2 separate regions of the Homo sapiens genome follow, and region 2 is linked to region 1. A link is an interaction called in ENCODE POLR2A ChIA-PET data of the cell type or tissue named here. Cell type or tissue: HepG2. All regions are shown on one strand. Each heading gives the region's core, and the rest is flanking DNA. Links, peaks and the distances in the headings are about the cores only.

Region 1 (4,392 bases), core at 242-4,241:
GTTAAAAAAGGCAATAATAATACATATTTATGCACATATTACAGTTTGGGCACTCCTAATCCAAAAGTCTGGAAAATGCTCTGAAATCCAAAACTTTTGAGCACGGACGTGACATCACAAGTGGAGAATTCTACACCTGATCTCAGTGGGTCATGGTAGAAACACAGGCACACTACATTTGGTTTATTTAGCAACCCCATGGAGAAATAAGACTACCTTCAGACTATGTGTGTAAGCTGCATACAAAACACTAATGAATTCTGTGTTTAAACTTGGGTCTCATTCCCAAGATATCTCATTATGTATATGCAAATAGTCCAAAATCTGAAAAAATCTGAAATCCAAAACACTTCTGGTTTCAAACATTTTGGATAAGGGATACTTAGCCTATATAAGGTTAAATAAATTAATACCAGCAAGGCACTAAAATCGGCGTCTGGTACACGAGTGCTGAGTATTATTTATGGTTTTGGTTTTTTTTTTTAGAAGAAATGAAAGAAGAAAATAAAGTTTATTGCCCTTGACAATGTTCTTCCCACTTAAAGCTGTGGGAAGTCAGATTATAAGTGAAGCAAGAAGAAATTTCCATCTCAACATGATTTATTTTCCTTGCACCTTACATTTTGCCACAGTGGGAAACTATAGTGAAACCATGTTGTGTTCTCAGCTACTATGTACATTTTGGTCAAACCTGGTCTTCAGAGTAATCCAACACCCACCAATAAGGGGCCTTTAAAGGGATTCTAGCTGACATCAGCCTCCTCAATTCCTGGTTTTAAAATCATCCATCTTAATCACTGGCAAGAGTTCTATGTCCCTAGAACTAAAAGAGTTTTGAAAGAAACCACTGCATTACTAAAAAAAAAAAAAAAAAAAAGAAAAAAAAAAAAACTAAAAAAAAGAAAAAAAAAAAAAAAAACTGGCCAGGCGCAGTGGTTCATGCCTATTATCCCAGCACTTTGGGAGGCTGAGGCGGGCAGATCATAAGGTCAGGAGATCCAGACCATCCTGGCTAACACGGTGAAACCCCGTCTCTACTAAAAATACAAAAAATTAGCCGGGCGTGGTGGCGGGCGCCTGTAGTCCCAGCTACCCAGGAGGCTGAGGCAGGAGAATGGCGTGAACCTGGCAGGCGGAGCTTGCAGTGAGCCAAGATAGCGCCACTGCACTCCAGTCTGGACAACAGAGAGAGACCCTGTCTCAAAAAAAAACAAACAAACAAACAAAAAAAAAACTAAGAAGAAAAGAAAATTCTTATTTTCTTCACATGTGCAGAACAAGGAACAAAATTTTAGCATAATAAAATGAGATGAATAAAAGGCTGCTCCTATTGCATTTTTATAGCTGACATCATTGCAGGGAGCCAACTGCCTGATGAGGGCGAAATATTCCAAAGGGCTGCTGTTGTAGAACCAGAAGCAACCTTCATTTCATGTTTCGGGGGTGAAAGAGTACTTCTTACAAAAACAGATAAAAAGAATGGCAAAACCTCAGTTCGGAAAGTTGAAATAGTCCCTTTCTCATGTTCCTTTTGCCTTTCCCTGCCCCATTTTGATCCTATTTGCCTGGAGTTCCCACAGTGCTGCCCCGTCCTCTGCTGAGAAAGATAATCAGCTTTCCTCTCCCCTGCTGATGGTCTTGGCCGAGATGCTGACACAGCCATCTCCTGTTATTGTAATTAGACACTGAACTAGCAGATACTGAAACCACACACTTTGATGTGTTTTGGCTAAATTAAACAACACAAGGGTGCTCCTAAGGAAGTAGACTTGGAATGCATGTGTTCAGAAGTCTAGTCTCAAGCCAAAAACAATCTGTTCGAAATAGGGAGTCAGACGTGGGCAAAAAAATTTCCTGGTTATGGCCACAATACCCTAAATATTTCCCACCCACGCATCTTATGTAAGTACACGCACTTCTTAACACTAGGTTATGACATGCCTTTCAGAGTGATCTCTTTCTCCTTCCACAGAGAAGTCACTTGGTACCCTCCTCCTCTTATCTCATTCCTGGAATGACTAAATATTTGGGAACTAAGAAGAAAAAGCTCTTGGAAAAGCTGTGTTTTCACCTGAGTATGGCAATCAGTATGATAAATAAAGACTCTTTATAACCTTCCAAGTCAAAGGAAAGAAGAGCTAGCAATGGTGATTCATGTGCACAAATCTTGAGCTGGTTAATTAAAAAGCCTTCTGTGGGAATCAGGAGGCCATTGGGAATAAGGTATTGTCCTCAACAAGCTTACAGCAGCTTTCCTAAGAGACAGTCTCATGAAAGTGTCTTTTGGAAGTGCTAGAATTGTAGATTTCCTTCTTTCCTGGCCACCCATCCTGTTTCCAAATCAGTTCTCAGAGGTAGGCATGTCAAGAGGCTTGCACATTGCCAAAGAGTATCTATTTGCTATTTGCCAGACTGTGGGCTTATAGCTCTTCACATTAAGCTACCCAAAAATGATCCAGGCACAAGAAAAGTTCCACCTTCATTTGTCATTGAGAACGCCCTTCTCTACTATACTACATACCTGCTTCATCAAATATCTCAAAATGTTGCTTTTTCTTTTTCTTTTTTTTTTTTTTTTTGAGATGGAGTCTCACTCAGTTGCCCAGGCTGGAGTGCAGTGGTGTGATCTTGGCCCACTGTAACCTCCACCTCCTGGGTTCAAGCAATTCTCCTGCCTCAGACTCCCAAGAAGCTGGGAATACAGGCATATGCCACCAAGCCCAGCTAATTTTTTGTGTTTCAGTAGAGACGGGGTTTCACTGTTTTGCCCAGGCTAGTTGCGAACTCCTGAGCTCAGGGAATCCACCTTGCCTCGGCCTCCAAAAGTGCTGGGAGTACAGGCGTGAGCCACTGCGCCGGCCAAAACATTGCTTTTTTTTTTTTTTTTTTGAGATGGAGTCTCACTCTGTCGCCAGGCTGGAGTGCAGTGGCGTGATCTCAGCTCACTGCAACCTCTGCCCTCCAAGTTAAAGTGATTCTCCTGCCTCAGCCTCCCGAGTAACTGGCATTACAGGCGCCTGCCACTGCACCCGGCTAATTTTTTGTATTTTTAGTAAAGATGGGTTCACCTTCTTGGCCAGGCTTGTCTTGAACTCCTGAACTCATGATCCACCTGCCTCGGCCTCCCAAAGTGCTGGGATTACAGGCGTGAGCCACCGTACCTGGCCAAACATTGCTTTCTTAACCCCAAAGGAGAAATGTTTATTGTTTCTGTATTATAAGTTATATCACTAAACTCTTAATTAAAAGACAAAACAGAACAAAACCTAGATCCATTCAAGAGTGTTGGAGATGGAGACTAGAAAACTTCAACCACATCCCCTTACATTTCTTCAGGCTAAAATACTACAGTGCAGAACACCTTAAAACATTTAAATTTGTGTGCCTTTTAAGTTTGTTTTGTTGTTGTTGTTGTTGTTTTACTTATTTCAAACATTGCTTCTTTAGCTCCTGACTTTTTACTTATATGCAGATGAAACCCGAAATTAATTTGTATTTTATTTCTTTTAAGTCAGGTGCCACTGTCAAGAGCTCAAACACGAGTCGGTTCCAAGATGGCCGAATGGAAACAGCTCTGGTGTGCAGCTCCCAGTGGGATTGATGCAGAAGACAGTGATTTCTGCATTTCGAACTGAGGTACCTGGTTCATCTCATTGGGACTGGTTGGACAGTGAGTGCAGCCCAAAGAGGGCGAGCCGAAGCAGGGTGGGGCATTGCCTCACCTGGGAAGCGCAAGGGGTCGGGGAATTCCCTTTCCCAGCCAAGGGAATCCATGGCAGATTGTACCTGGAAAATCAGGACACTCCCGCCCAAATACTGCGCTTTTCCAATGGCCTTAGCAAATGGCACCTGGCTTAGCAGGTCCCACACCTAAGAAGCCTTGCTCACTGCTAGCGCAGCAGTCTGAGATCAACCGGTGAGGCAGCAGCCTAGTAGGGGGAGAGGCGTCTGCCACTGCTGAAGCTTGAGTAGGTAAACAAAGCGGCTGGGGAAGCTCGAACTGGGCAGAGCCCACCACAGCTCTGCAAGGCCTGCTGCCTCTGTAGACCCCACCTCTGAGGGCAGGGCGTAGATGAACAAAAGGCAGCAGAAACTTCTGCAACTTAAAAGTCCCTGTCTATGAAGAGAGTAGTGGTTCTCCCAGCACAGAGTTTGAGATCTGAGAATGGACAGACTGCCTCCTCAAGTGGGTCCCTGAACCCCGAGTAGCCTAACTGGGAGGCACCTCCCATTAGGGGCCGACTGACACCTCATACGGCTGGGTGCCCCTCTGAGACAAAGCTTCCAGAGGAACGATCAGGCAGCAACATTTGCCGTTCTGCAATATTGCGGTTCTGCAGCCTCCGCTGGTGATACCTAAGCAAATAGGGTCTGGAGTGGAACTCCAGGAAA
Region 2 (4,392 bases), core at 158-4,157, 140 kb after region 1:
ATGAGCCTGCTTGTTGCTCTACCCCACAGTGGCCAAACTGGTATCTAAGGTGCAGACAGAGTCCCCTTTTCTTTCCACCCCCCGATTTTCTCAAACAGAAGGAGTCTTTCACCATAGCCACCCCCGTTGGGAATGTGTTGGGTCATTACTGAAGCTAGCACATCTCAGAGCCCAAAACCCTCAGCATATTACCTGGGTATTGCTGTTGGTTACTCAGGGCCCAGGGGCTCTTTATTTAGCAAGTGATCAATCCTGCCAGGTCTCTGCTGTGACGGGGCAGCACTGAGTCCAATGTAAAGTCCCTTAGTCACTGCACTCTACATCTCCCAAGCATACATGTATTTTTAGTGGAGACAGGGTTTCGCCATATTGGCCAGGCTCATCTCGAACTCCTGACCTCAGGTGATCTGCCTGCCTTGGCCTCCCAAAGTGCTAGGATTACAGGCGTGAGCCACCGCACCCTGCCATAAATGATGTAGGTTTCTATTCAGCCATCTTGCTCTGCCTCATCTGTTAGTATATGTAATTGGGATCAAAAGCATTTGTTTTTGTTTTTAACCTTTTTAAAATTTAATATTCTCATCTTAGCGCAAGATCAATACCTGGCAAATATAAAAGAGTAAGGCTATTGTTCACCAAATCAATTATCTGGTAATAAGATATTGGAGCTCCTAAGTGGCTGCTGCCAGGGGATGGGGAAGAGATGGTGCAATAACTCCCTTAGCCACCTGCCTGGTGTCTCAGTAGGTCATGTGCCTCCCCAGTCCACTGGCTCTGAGACCAGCTCAGTACTAGGACTTGCAGACCATGTGGCCTAGACTGCCTCTCAAGTTCTCTTAGGACCCCAGAGCACTTCAGCCTGTGATGGCAAAGCTTGCTAGAACTCAAGCTCCAACCATGGAGGGAGCATCTGGACTGACCCTAGCCTGTGGGACCTGTTTGAGTGAGCGATTTCTGTCTGGCTACAGCCAGTCCAAATGTTCTATCTATACGCAGATGTCAGCTCAGTATAGCCTGGTTCTGCTTTCCGCTATGACAGGGCAGCACTGAGTGCAATGCAAAGGCTCAAAGTCTCTGTGTTCTCCCTCTACCAAACCCAGAGATCCTCCATGCTGCATGGCTGCTGCAGGGGATAGGGGAGTGGTGGCATCAGCAATTCAAGACTGTCTTTCCTGTCCTCTTTAATGTCTCTTTTAGCAATATGAAGTTAAAACTAGACACTGTGATTGCTCACCTGATTTTTTATTCTTGTGATGGTGCTTTTGATGTGTAGTTAGCTGCTAAAATTTGGTGTTCTTGCAGAGGGTATAAATGGTGTAGGCTTTTTTTGTTTGTTTGTTTGTTTGTTTTTTGAGATGAGGTCTGGTTCTGTTGCCCAGGCTGGAGTGCAGTGAGAGTAATCTCAGCTCATTGCAACCTCTGCCTTCCAGGTTCACATGATTCTCGTGCCTCAGCCTCCCAAGCAGCTGGGATTACAGGTGCCTGCCACCACGCCTGGCTAATTTTTGTATTTTTAGTAGAGAGGGTTTCACCATGTTGGCCAGGCTGGTCTTAAACTACTGACCTCAAGTGATCTGCCCGCCTCGGCCTCCCAGAGTGCTAGGATTACAGGCATGAACCACTGCGCCAGACCATAAATGGTGTAGGTTTCTATTCAACCATCTTGCTCTGCCTCATGTGTCAGTATATGTAATTGGGATCAAAGCATTTGTTTTTGTTTTTAACCTTTTTAAAATTTAATGTTCTCATCTTAGTGCAAGATCAATACCTGGCAAATATGAAAGACTAAGGCTATTATTCACCAAATCAATTCTCTGGTAATAAAATATTGGAGCAAATATTAACTTTAAGACTTGATATACTATACTTAAAAGTTACTAATTCTCATAATATACAGTGTGGAAAGATGAAGGGATTTTGAAAAAAGCAAACAAATTTTTGCTAATATTTACTGATTTTTTAAAACAAACACAAGTAAATACTAAATTTTTAAAAGACTTTTTTATAATTTTAAGGAATTTCTTTTTCAAGACTACATATAATGTTATGTCCATTGTTCTTCCTTTCAGAAATTCTTTTACATTTTCCATTTATTGAATAAGGCTGGTTCCTTTTTTATGATTTTAGAGACAAAAGGATGAAGGTTTTTTTTTTCTTTAAATTATGTTTTGATTATTCTCTGTGTTAAAAAAAAATCATTTTTCTAAGATTATTCCCTACCCTACTCTCTTCTGGAGCAAATCACCCACCCGTTTTTTTTTCATTTTTTTTGTTTTGTTTTGTTTTTTGTTTTGTGGGATAGTGTTGGGTTTCTCCTTCCTTTCAGTTTTCTGTTATTCTAGTTGCTGTCACACAATTTTGTAAGTAGAAGCACTTTTCTTTGAAAACAAATATCTGCTTCTTTGTTTGCTTAGCTTGGAGGTCAGTAAGAAAGACTCCACTGCTTAGTCAGCAGCCCAATTCCAGGGTTAGATTACAGAGGATGGCAGAACATAACAGGCAACAGTTAACTCTTTATGACCATGTTTAAGAAAAGAGCATGAACTGGGAGAGCCTAGCTAAAACCCTGCAAGGTGAAACAGTTTTTCTGCAGAAACAAAACAAAGGTGCTTCCGGCTCTGGGATACCATTTGCATGGTAGAAGAAAAAAATACTATGTTTGACAAAGAGAGATAGTATCAGCCTCTTAAACAACCACTATGTTCCTTTGAATTGGATATCACAATAATTTACATAATGTCAGAACACTGTGTAGAGGAAATACTGGAATGGGTAGTCTATTGGTGATGAAAAACAAAACATAATTTTGAATTGTTGCAGAACACTTGGTTATCTTAATTACAAAGAACAATGATTGCAACACACTGGTTTGTTTTGTTAAAATTTTCTGACAATGACCAGATTAAGCTAAACTTGATAATGACCAGATTAAACTTGTTTTGATCAAGTAGACAGTGTGCCGACTTTTCTTTTTAAGAAGTTCTTAGGTTACTTGGAAAAATACAGAAACTTAACATCCAGTACAGTTGAAAACAAGCAAATTCTATCTTTGCTTTGGAGAATGCTAGAAATAAAAAGCTGTGCAATGGGCCAAGTTTGCCCTTCACGCCACCTCTCTAATTGTACCCACTTCCAGCCCCAGAGGCCATCCCTAAATGCCATTCTGGAGATGATCCTTTTCTGGATTCTTGTCCTCTGGTTTTTCCCTGATTATTCTTACTTTGTCTCAAAGTTTTCTTTTTCTTTCTCCAAACTTAATTATTAGCCGTGTGTCTTGTACCTTGACACTGCATTGGATCATTAAATCTTCATTATGCTGGTCAGAAGAAAAAGTCATGAGTGACTTTCTCAGGCCTGAAAAATGTGCGTGCAGTAGGTTAAACATATCTTATAGATCATGGTCAAAATTGCAATCTTATAGTGGGCCTTTAAAACTGATGAGGGGCAGAGGAGTTCTAATTTCCCCGTTTCTTGTTACAAAAATTATTGAAAACTTGTAACTAAAGCAAGAGAATGGCTCTGTGTTCCTTTTGTGTCTTCCTGGAGCATTGTCTCACAGGCTAACCCAAAATTTGCTTAGTTTTCTAGGGGAATATGTCATTGTTAATTATTTTAATTAGAGCTCACTCTGTGATATTGCTTGATACCTTTAAATTTCTGTCTATTGGAGATGCAAATGATTTCTGTCTGATAGAAAAAAGAAAAACACAGAGGTTATGGTTTTATTGCCCTATAGGACTTCAGCCAGCTTAGTTTCTAATCTCTCAGTCTTCCAACATCCAATCCTCTCTAACTTCAGTCCTTATAAATATCTAGTTTCTCAAATGCTTCCTTCTGGTTCTTTCATCGAGTTAAACAAATTTTGACACATGCCTATCCTGTGCTTATGTGAGAGTCATGTTTTTTTCTTTTGAAAGTTATACCCTGCTGTCCTGAATGAAGACTTAGGGAGGCATATGTTTTCTGGTCACTTCCTACAGAAAGTAACCAGAAAGAAAATAAAGAGCACCCTAGTCACTTTTGGTACACACAGTTTCAATTTAGTAACTAGAATGTCCAATATCATTTAATTTTCAAAATTCTGGATTCTCCTCTTCCAGCGGAGGCCTGCCTCAGGATGGAAGTCTGCACTGGGAACAGGGAGTGTGGTTCTGCTCAACTGCCCTTACGCTCACCAGATGAGTTGTGATTTTGGATCCCATCAGCATCAAAGCGGAATGGGGTATATGGAGAGAGGTAAGGTGTTTGGCCAGGGCTTGCTTGCCTCCGTGGCTTCATATTCTCTATACAGGGCTGACAGTTAATGCTGACAGCATCTCTGCTAGGCCCTTCTCTCATGTAGCTTCCTTGATCTGCACAGATAAAAATTTGTTGAATTTCTTCATCAGTCCC

Evidence for each region. ChIA-PET counts read pairs that join two places held together with the same protein. Peaks named below come from ENCODE experiments on the same cell type or tissue, not always from the same donor. Only the 100,000 strongest peaks of a DNase experiment are listed, where the experiment ranks them.
Region 2: POLR2A ChIA-PET joins it to region 1 with 5 read pairs; 3 of 35 experiments call an interaction of 5 or more read pairs at or near these places.

What each region holds. Positions count from the first base shown.
Region 1 is chr12:62,816,260-62,820,651 of GRCh38, forward strand. The region is part of intron 2 of PPM1H (protein phosphatase, Mg2+/Mn2+ dependent 1H); the gene reads right to left. Among named protein-coding and RNA genes, the nearest start is that of PPM1H, 120 kb to the right of the region's middle. In HepG2, for the core only: no CTCF peak of the experiment used is centred there; no DNase peak of the experiment used is centred there.
Region 2 is chr12:62,954,906-62,959,297 of GRCh38, forward strand. No RefSeq gene overlaps it. Among named protein-coding and RNA genes, the nearest start is that of PPM1H, 22 kb to the left of the region's middle. In HepG2, for the core only: no CTCF peak of the experiment used is centred there; a DNase peak (open chromatin) is centred at 2,456; H3K4me3 peaks cover 239 bases.